Linked DNA regions of Homo sapiens: region 2 is linked to region 1. Evidence: chromatin loops called from intact Hi-C (ENCODE). Cell type or tissue: Caco-2. All regions are shown on one strand. Each heading gives the region's core, and the rest is flanking DNA. Links, peaks and the distances in the headings are about the cores only.

Evidence for each region. Peaks named below come from ENCODE experiments on the same cell type or tissue, not always from the same donor. Only the 100,000 strongest peaks of a DNase experiment are listed, where the experiment ranks them.
Region 2: a loop joins it to region 1, with 4 times the contacts of the local background. A loop is called at or near these places in 20 of 110 quality-filtered maps.

What each region holds. Positions count from the first base shown.
Region 1 is chr16:24,798,020-24,803,395 of GRCh38, forward strand. All of the region lies in intron 11 of TNRC6A (trinucleotide repeat containing adaptor 6A), which reads left to right. Among named protein-coding and RNA genes, the nearest start is that of SLC5A11, 45 kb to the right of the region's middle. In Caco-2, for the core only: no CTCF peak of the experiment used is centred there; a DNase peak (open chromatin) is centred at 2,752.
Region 2 is chr16:24,582,406-24,587,781 of GRCh38, forward strand. No RefSeq gene overlaps it. Among named protein-coding and RNA genes, the nearest start is that of RBBP6, 46 kb to the left of the region's middle. In Caco-2, for the core only: no CTCF peak of the experiment used is centred there; no DNase peak of the experiment used is centred there.

The DNA.
Region 1 (5,376 bases), core at 292-5,291:
TGACATGATTCTACTGAAAGAGCCCTGACGTAGATCAGGACAGGGGAGGCTGTGCTCTCCAATAGACGTACACATGCTGTGGTTAAATGAGTGCATGTGCCTTGAAAGTGCAGGACCACTGTGCAGATCAGTGGTGATATTAGTCTGATTACTTTACACATAATCCTGCCAAGAGGGAGTTACTCAGATTGGAGGGTATAGTCTTCTTGATTAGGGAACAGCACGTAGAAGGGCCTAGATGTATGACAGACTCTTAAAACTATACTGGAGGAATGGCAAGTCATTCCATAGAATGAGTCAAGAAAAACAGTTTTGGTGGGGGCAGCCGTGGTGGTGGTAGTGAAAGATCACCTGGATAAAGATGCTAGAAAACAAGGTCGGTGCTGAGTCATGAAGAGCTTGGGAATTTGAACTTTATTCTTAAAATATGGGATTAAAGTGAAGCAAGGGAATGACATGGTTTGGATTTATGTTTTAGAAAAATCATCTTGATTATAGATTGAAAATAGGATAGAAAACATTGGCAGCAGGAGATAGAGAAAAGACACTGAAGATAGCAAAACCAGTAGATAGTTGTTGCAGTAGCCAGTAATTATTTCAAAGCTCCAAACCAAGACAGTAGATGGAAATAATCTAATTCCATGGAGACATAGGACTTGGAATCAACAAAAATTGATAACCAGTTTGAACCAATTTGTTAGGCAGGATGAGGGAGAGAGTGTGATGGAAACTTACCTGGACAGTTTAGTAGATGGTATTGTGTTAATCCGAGTCCAGTCAGGAGAAACTACGCAGTAATTTGCTAACAGGAAAAATGTAGTATACAAGACTTTAACAAGGAATTGGAGTAGCAGTAGCAGATACAAGGGGAAGTAACTCAGTGAGGACTGACATAGCATGCCCAAGAAAGAACCCCCTTCCTCTCACTATGGTGCCATGCCAGTAGGAGTGCAGGAAATCCACCCTCTAAGATACCAGTGAAGGCAGGGCACAGGAGAGGTGTCTCATGGGAGGCACTCGCTACGGAGCTACCAGAGGGCATGCTGGTAGATGCTGCCAACCACTGGCGAGGTGAGCATTGTAGGTGCCTTGTTGCTGGCAAAGCTGCTGTGCTGCAGGAGACAGCAGACCAGAACTAAGAAACCAAACCTCTCCTCTTGCACCTTCTATTTACAAAATGTCAGTGCTAGCTGGCGAAGGAAAAAAACCTATAAAGGGCCTAAGTCCATTTTTTTTCACAGAGCAATCCAAAAGGGTAAAATTGGAGCTAGAGGAAATAAGTCAGTCATCCGCACAGATCATCCCAACCCTTTGACTACTCACCTTCCATATGTACTCTTCTGCACGCATTTGTCCGGTACAATGGCAACGCAACTCTGTATTTCTGCTTAACAAGATACAGCTTTCTTTCTTGCAAGTGAAGAAGTGTTCATCCTCTCTCTAAACTGAGGAGATGAACAGCCCCAAGGGTCATTGTATTCATCACTGGCTATATAATCACCCCAGAAATTCAGTCACAGTTTGTTACCTAAAGACTGAATTATAAAACCTAACATGTAATAACTTGTGAATAAGGTAAAAACAGGAAAAAAAATGCTTGGCCTATACAAATTAACACATCCATATGAGAAACAATAGAAAATATGCAAATCTACTACCATTGTTATTTCTGTAATTGCTCGTAAGCCATCATTGGTATCTGTGCCTTCCTCCCTTCACTGCCTATTCTGTACTTAACTCACTTTCAGGTTGAACCTCAGCTGCTCTTGGTTCTTTAGCTGGTGGAGTTAAGTAACCCAAACCTTCATTCACAAAGGATCTGAGCCCCCAGTTGTCCTTGCCTTTTATGGTTGCCATTGTTTTTCATTGGCCTTCACTACTGGGTATGGAAATACTAAGAAGCATCCCAGAGAATCCCCTGGGTTCCCGACAGTCTTCACTGCCTTCATTTCGTAATCACATCAGTTACCCCAGCCAGTAGACTAGTTTTGTTTGTTTGTTTGTTTGTTTGCCTGCTAGTTCATACCTCAAGGAGTGCAAAATGTCCCTGTAGCAGTCTTCATCTTCCAGGGCAGTGGAGCCATTGTTGCGGTTTTTGTTGGAAGCGTTTTCTCTCTCAAGGACTAAATTCTCTAAATCAGCAGTTGTCAGAACAGAAAGTGAGTGTTCTGTAAGTGGCTCATTAGGTATAATTGTGAGAGAAGCCGCTCGCACTTTCACCTTTTGATTCTCACAACTTACAAATTCTAGTAATTGGAGAGACACATACCGCATCCTCCTACGACAGATGCCCACCTTTTTAGGATGTTGTCTCCCAACTTGCTTTGTAACTGATTCTTTAGTAAGCCTATTAATTTGGTTAGCTACTTTCAGGCAATGGCATATATGGTAAGACCAGTTAATTCCATGGGCATGAACACAGTCCTGTATTTCCTCTGCTGTGACATGAGCTCCTCAGTAAGACATGATGGCTGTGAAGAGTGCCGATAGTGGAGAAGGCATCCTGTGAGGCTGTGGATAACAGAAGCTTTACAGGCAACAAAAATCTGTGTCCAGAATGTGAACCTTTTCCTGTTAGGACAAGTTTCTGCCTCCTTCATGGCTCACTGAATGGCACGGAAGTTGCTATGATGTCGTGCTGGTGGAACCTGTGGGAAATCTGCCCTCTAGAGTCCTGGGAAAAGGCATTCATGGAGAGGTATCTCACCGGAGACACTGCAGCACAACTGTGATGTAAGAGGGAGGGGAATGCTGGGAGAAGCTCCCACAGAGTGCTGCTGACCCACCAGGCAATGGAGAAGCTGCAAGGGCTGCCCATGCCTACCAAGTCCACATGCTGGCCCAGGAAGCAACACCCTTCCTCTTGCCCTGTCTCTCGAGCTCCCTCTTCTGACAAAGCCTCAGTACCAGCTGGCTAAGGAAAAAATGTAAAGAGTCCAGATATATTTTCATAGAGCAGTCAAAAAGGGTGAATTTGGAGCTGAGAGACAATAAATCAATAAATGGTCATTATTTGAGTTAAGAAATACAGGAATAGCAGGCTTGATAGATACTGCGTTTGAAGGTGCTCTGAAAACCACCTGGTCCAGTAAACAGTCGAAAATCTGGATGTGAAGCTCAGAATAGATGGGGCTGGTGATATGAAGTGTAATTAATTAGATGTGGATGATAGTGTAAGCTATAGGAATAGTTTGACTAGAGAGAGTTGGAGGATAATGGACCGAAGACAGTCCTGGGGAATAATGGCATTTAGGGGAGTGATCCTAAGCAGAAGTGGGACAAGTTAGAGTAGAATAATTTTTCAGACGCCAAGTGAGTACAGAGTTTTGAAAAGAAAAAACTGATTGTCAGGGAATGGATTTGACAGTGGGGCTCAGGGGTAGTCATTGGTAACTAATGGACCTTACTGGAGGACTGGTGGACTGAGGGGAGATTGCCACATTTGAGTTTCTTTTTAAAGGGATGCAGAAGTGTTGGAGAATGGTTTGTGGAAAAAATGTAACATGCTACTCTCTTTTTTTTTTTTTTTTTTGAGTTGGAGTCTCACTGAGGCTGGAGTGCAGTGGCGCAATCTCGGCTCACTGCAACCTCTGCCTCCCAGGTTCAAGCGATTCTCCTGCCTCCACGCCCAGCTAATTTTTTGTATTTTTAGTAGAGACAGGGTTTCACCGTGTTGGCCAAACTGGTCGCAAACTCCTGCCTGCCTCGGCCTCCCAAAGCGCTGAGATTACAAGTGTTAGCCACCGTGCTCAGCTGCTACTACTCTTTCAAAAGGTATTTGCATAGGCAAAAATAATGTGAATTATCAAGAAGGAACAGCTTGGAGAGAGAGTTAGGAGAACTGGTTGGAATTGGTTACAGGATTAGATGAAGAGAGTGGGGGAAAGAGTTCACAATGGCTAGCTTAGTTGTTATCAGTGAATTATGACATCTTAACAGGGAGAGAGAACAGAGGAGGGAGCTGTGGTAAGGATTATTGACATTCAAGAGAGGGCTCTTAAACAACTGTGAAAGGTGGATTTTTTAAATACCAGATTCATGACTGGAACAGTACTTCTTAGCTACTTTAAGAATTGTTTTCCTTTTCCACTTACCTGGAATGAGAGTAGTAAAGGTAAGTATTATGGTGGTGGCAGACATCTCAAAGAACAGCAGTTGCAAAGAAATGATGGATGAGATTTGAGGATTGAGAAAACGTCAAGAATGAGGAATAGGGAGATGAAAACCTGTGTTAACAGTGACAATGAGGCCGGGCACAGTGGCTCATGACTGTGATCCCAGCACTTCAGGAGGCCGAGGTGGACAGATGACTTGAGGTCAGGAGTTGGAGACCGCTTGGGCAACATGGTGAAGCCTTGTCTCTACAAAAAAATGCAAAAATTAGCTGGGGGTGGTGGTACATACCTCTGGGCCCAGCTACTCAGGAAGCTGAGGTGAGAGGATTGCTTGGGCCGGGGAGGCACAGGCTGCAGTGAGCCAAGATTGTGCCACTACGCTCCAGCCTGGGCAGCAGAGCCAGACACTGTCTCAAAAAAAAGTGACAATGGGACATCGAAATGGATGTGCTTTAGCAGGCAGGTAAAAATGTGGGACTGAGCTCAGTTGTGAAGTCTAAGCAACATGTTTATATTTGGGCATCACTTGAATGGGAGTGACTGCTGATACCCTGATAGTGAATGAAGTCTAAGGAAAGCAAGTTTACAGAGAGAGTCAAAAGACTGAGACCCTGAGTCTACTTTGTCAGCCGCAGAGTATCCCAGCATTGAAGAAGCACCCGAGGTGAGCTCAGCATGGGTAGAGGAAGAGAAACCAGAATGGACAGATGGTGAGGAGGGGTGGTAGAGAGCATTGTCCACTTTTAAAAGATTTGTTGAAATAGAGCAGTAGCTTTTGGGCCGGAGCTGGCTATATCCAGCAAAGATTTTGCAGGAAAAAAGTTTCCAGGAGAGAAGATCATTTTTTATTGCAGAGCAGTCAGAATGAGGAGAGGAGCAGACAGAGCAAAGCCTAAGAGAGGGGAAGATGTTACCCTGTCTGGTGTCCAGTTTCCTCATCTGCTAAAAGGGCGATAACAGTAGAGTTACAAACATTAAATTAGTACACATAAAGCATTCATAGGCCAGGTGCGGTGGCTCACGTCTGTAAATCCAGCACTTTGGGAGGCCAAGGCAGGCAGATCACCTGAGGTCAGGAGTTTGAGACCAGCCTGGCCAACATGGGGAAACCCTGTCTCTACTGAAAATAAAAAAATTAGCTGGGTGTGGTGGTGGGTGCCTGTAATCCCAGCTGCTCAGGAGGCTGAGGCAGGAGGATTGCTTGAACCCGGGAGGCAGAGGTTCCAGTGAGCCAAGATCACACCACTGCACTCTAGCCTGG
Region 2 (5,376 bases), core at 82-5,081, 220 kb before region 1:
GAGGTGGGAGGATCAATTGAGGTCAGGAGTTTGAGACCAGCCTGGCCAGCATGGTGGAACCCTGTCTCTACCAATAATACAAAAATTAGCCAGACGTGGTGGCACGCACCTTGTAATCCCAGCTACTCAGGAGGCTGAGGCTGGAGAATTGCTTGAACCTGCGAGGTGGAGGTTGCAGTGAGCAGAGATCACACCACTGCACTCCAGCCTGGGTGACAAGAATGAGAGAATCCATCTCGAAAAAAAAAAAAATGGCTGGGCACAGTGGCTCATGCCTATAACCCCAGCACTTTGAGAGGCCAACATGGGCCGATCAGTTGAGGTCAGATTGAGACTATCCTGGCCAACATGGTAAAAGCCTGTCTTTACTAAAAATACAAAAATTCGCTGGGGGTGGTGGCGCACGCCTGTAGTCCCAGCTACTTGGGAGGCTGAGGCAGGAGAATCGCTTGAACCCGGGAGGCAGGTGTTGCGGTGAGCCGAGATCGTGCCACTGCACTCCAGCCTGGCAACAGAGTGAGACTTTGTCTCGGCAACAACAACAAAGATTGGTTGCCCTCTAGACGTACCCCAAAACTGCCTGCTCCTGGGTCTTCCCCTCGCCCTCTCTTCTGCATTAGATCTTTGCCTTCCATCCTGTGTCTTTCTCTTCCTAGGTTTGCTTCCTCATTTGAGGTGGAGGACATGTGCTCTAGTAAGTTACTGCGGAAGGGTACCTGGGAGGTAAAATTTTTCAGAGCCTAAAATGTCACAAATGTTCTTACTCTACCCCGACACTTGATTTATGGTTTGGTTGGGCATAGAATTCTGCACTGGAAATCATTTGCATTCATACCTGGAGGCATTTCTCTATCATAATCCTGCTTCTGGCATTGCTAACCAGGCGTTCAAGCCATTCTGACTCCTAATCCATTTATATGCAATTTTTGCAATATTTTCCCCTCCCAGGATTCTTTGGTAACTTCCTTTTAACCTAGGTACATTTAGAAAATCCAATGTTGTGATGATGACGTTGCGACCCTTTTAAAATATACTTTGCCAAGTGCTCTATGAGCCCTTTCTTTCATGTCTTTCATGAAATTATGTCTTTTATGATTTTCTTGGAAACATTATTTTATTACTTGTGGGATAATACTCTCCATTCCATTTTTTTCTGCTTTCTTTTTTTGGGACTCATTATTTTGATATTAGATTTTCTGGACTGATCCTCTACTATTTTCCATTCTTGTGTTTTGTTTTGTTTTGTTTGACCAGGTTGGAGTGCAGTCATAGCTCACTGCAGCCTTGACCTCCTGGGCTCAAGCGACCTTCCCGCCTCAGCCTCCTGAATAACTGGGACCACAGGCACACGCACCACACCTGGCTAATTTTTTATTTTTTGTAGAAGTAGGGTCTCTCCATGTTGCCCAGGCTGGTCTCAAACTCGTGGGCTCAAGTGATCCACCTGCTTCAGCCTTCCAAAGTGCTGGGATTACAGGCGTGAACCAGTGCGCCCACCCTCCACTCATATTTTTTGTTGTGACGTTTCCTCAACACTTCAGTTCTTTACTTCTGCTGGCATATTTACAATTTCTTTTTTTCTTTTTCTTTTCTTTCTTTCTTTTCTTTCTTTCTTTTTTTTTTTTTTTTGAGATGGAATTTTACTCTGTCTCCAAGGCTGGAGTGCAATGGTACAATCTTGGTTCACTGCAACCTCTGCCTCCTGGGTTCAAGCGATTCTCCTGCCTCAGACTCCCGAGTAGCTGGGATTACAGGCGCCTGCCACTGCACCAAGCTAATTTTTGTATTTTTTAGTAAAGGCAGGGTTTCACCATGTTGGCCAGGCTGGTCTCGAGCTCCTGACCTCAGGTGATCCACTCGCCTCAGCCTCCCAAAATGCTGGGATTACAGGTGTAAGCCACCACGTCTGGCCCATATTTACAATTTCTCAGGGTTCTATTTTTTTATTTCCTGATTGTTCCCCTTTTCATAACATTCTATTCTTTTTCATGGCTATAATAGGACTTGTAAAGATATTCATTTTGTTGAGGTTTTCTTCTGCTCTTCAAGTTAGAAATTTGTGAGATATGACAAGAGAGTTCTATTATAGAGTGATCTGAGTGTACCACTTCACTGAGGATCTTCCCGGCATTTTTTCTTGTGGTTAGTTTCTTCCAGAGGGGAATCCTCCACTCTTTAGAATGGGGATGAAAAACTATAGTATAATTACAAATCCAGCTACCAGGAATTTTTTGGAGCCAAGTAAGCTTCCATTCAGTATATATAGACAGACTCCATCCTGCTCTTTCCAGTACAGCACCCCTATCCACTTGATGTCCTCAAGTCCAGAGTCCTTCTATTCTTTGGTACCCAAAAGGGCTGCATATTTTGGACTACTTAGAGAGCTTTAAGACATACTGAAGGCTGTATACCTTACCCAGAGTTTTTACTTTAATACATCTGGTGGGGTGGTCTGAACATCAGTCTTTTAAAATCTCTCCAGGTGACTCCAATGTGCAGCCAAGGTTGAGAACCACTGCTCTAGTTGAACCTCTCCAGAGAGTAAGCCTCTAACTTCTGCCAAGGTGTGCTGCTTTGTGTTAACCCTTTGGACCTATCTGCATTCTGGCTTTCAGTGTTCTTTTTTTATTATTTTTTATTTTTTGAGACGGAGTTTTGCTCTTGTCCCCCAGGCTGGAGTGCAATGGCATGATCTTGGCTCACTGCAACCTTCGCCTCCTGCGTTCAAGCGATTCTCCCACCGCAGCCTCCTGAGTAGCTGGGATTACAAGTGTGTGCCACCACGCCCCACTAATTTTTTTTTTTTTTTTGAGACGGAATCTCACTCTGTCGCCCAGGCTGGAGTACAATGGCATGATCTCGGCTCACTGCAACCTCCACCTCCCAGGTTCAAGCGATTCTTGTGCCTCAGCCTCCCGAGTGGCTGGAATTACAGGCGTGTGGCATCACACCTGGCTAATTTTTGTATTTTTAGTAGAGATGGGGTTTCACCGTCTTGGCCAGGTTGGTATTGAAGTCCTGACCTCATGATCCACCCGCCTTGGCCTCCCAAAGTGCTGGGATTACAGGCGTGAACCACCGCACCCAGCCTAGAGTTCTCTCTTGCCTGCATATTCTGATTCACTTTAGGCTTCTAGGTTATGAGTCATCTGGTTTTTAGGCTTCTGATTCAGACCTCTGGTTTTCTGGTCAGCTTACCCCTTGTTCACATGAATTTCACCTTTCAAAAATGTGTTGCGATTATTTCCTCTTCTGCTCTCCCTGTTTGTGCCTTGTTTGACCTTTTATTATCATTACAGTGCACTCTGGAGAAGGAAGGAAGAATATTCGATCCACCATGCTTCGCTGGAATTTCTGTCCTACTCCGTGTCATTAACAGTCATGTTAAAATGTCAGCAGGGGGCTTGCCAAGCCAGATTTAGCAAAAATTGAACCTGTAGAACATCAAAGATTTCCCCAAGACGCTGTAAATTTCTAGGCTGCTTATGTTTTCAAGGCCATTCTAGATTGGTTATTTCTGGCTCCTTGATCAACCATATCAACTTAAGTTCTTTCTATAGATTAAGAAAGTTGTCTTTCATTATTTCTTTTTCTTCTCCAACACCACCACCACCACCATTTTTTTCTTTCTTTTAGTGACTCTGATTGTTTGTAGGGTGTAGCTAAGGGATTTGTCTTCCATATACCTTTTTCTGCCTCTCTTTTTTTGTTTTGTTTTTGTTTTTGTTTTGAGATTGGATCTTGCTGTGCCACCCAGGCTGGAGTGCAGTGGCATGATCACACCTCACTACAGCCTCGACCTCCTGGGCTCAAGCGATCCCCACAACCCTGCCTCAGCCTCCTGAGTTACTGGCACCACAGAACGTGCCACCACACCCAGCTAATTTTTTAATTGTTTTGTAGAAATGGGGATCTCCCTTATATTGTTCAGACTGATCTCAAACTCCTGGCTCAACCAATCCTCCCACCTCAGCCTCCCAAAGGGCTGGGATTACAAGCTTGAGCCACTGCGCCCAGCCCTCGGCAAACTTTTAAATCATTTTTTAAGGTTTCTTTCTGTTGGATAAATCATAGTTTATTTTCCCTAATTCAATGATCTTCATATACAGTCTGCCATTCAGTTTCTCCTTTGTGACTTTTCATTTCAAAACCACCTCTCTCATCTCCATTCCGTCTTCCTTTGCTGCTCCTTTTCTAGGACAACTTGATCAAGTTACATAGATGTAGAATCCACTTCAGTCTTGCTGAGAACATAAAACTGACGTTGGCTCTAATTTTTTGTTATTGTTTCTGAGGAATAGATTTCTGAAGGAGAAAGCAACTCTGAGGCCCCACATACTTGTCATTTAAGTTTTTGGTGTGTGTGTGTGTGTGTGTGTGTGTGTGTGTGTGTGTGTGTGTGTGTTTCTAAAGATGAGGTCCTGTAATCCCAGCACTTTGGGAGCCTGAGGCAGGCAGATTACTTGAGTCAGGAGTTTGAGACCAGCCTGGCCAACATAGTGAAACCCCGTCTCTACTGAAAAAAAAAAAAAATTAGCCTGGTGTGGTGGTGCATGCTTGTAATCCCAGCTACTCAGGAGGCTGAGGTAGGAGAATTGTGTGAACCTAGGAGGCAGAGGCTGCAGTGAGCTGAGATCATGCACTCCACCCTGGGGCACAGAGTGAGACTCTCTCAAAAAAAAAAAAAAAAAAAAAAGAAAAAAGAAAAAATAGTAGTAATAAAATTAAAAATAAAAATTAACAAAAATTAGCCGGGTGAGGTGGCACACACCTGTAATCCCAGCTACTCAGGAGGCTGAGGCAGGAGAATCGCTTGAACCTGGGAGGCAGAGGTTGCAGTGAGCCAAGATCACACCATTGCACTCCACCCTGGGTGACAGAGCAAGACTCTGTCTCAAAATAAAGAAAGAAAGAAAGATGAGGTCTTGCTATGTTGCCCAGGCTGGTCTTTAACTCCTGGTCTCAAGCAATCCTCCCGCCTTGGCCTCCCAAAGTGCTGGGATTACAAGCATAAGCCATTTCACCCAGCCTAGTTTTAAAATTACAGCCCTTTTCTCATAGACCTATTTATTATCCATACAGAGGGAGAGCTATTTGACTTTTTATTCTTTTTTATTTTATTTTATTATTGTTATTTTTTTGAGACACGGTCTCACTCTGTCATCTAGGCTGGAGTGCAGTAGCGGGATCTTAGCTCACTGCAACCTCCGCCTCCCAGGTCAAGCGATCCTTCTACCTCAGCCTCCTGGGTAGCTGGGACCACAGGCACACGCCACCACGCCCAGCTAATTTTTGTATTTTTTGTAGAGATGCGATTTTGCCATGTGGCCCAGGCTGGTCTCAAACTCCTGACCTCGGGTGATCCGCCCGCCTCAG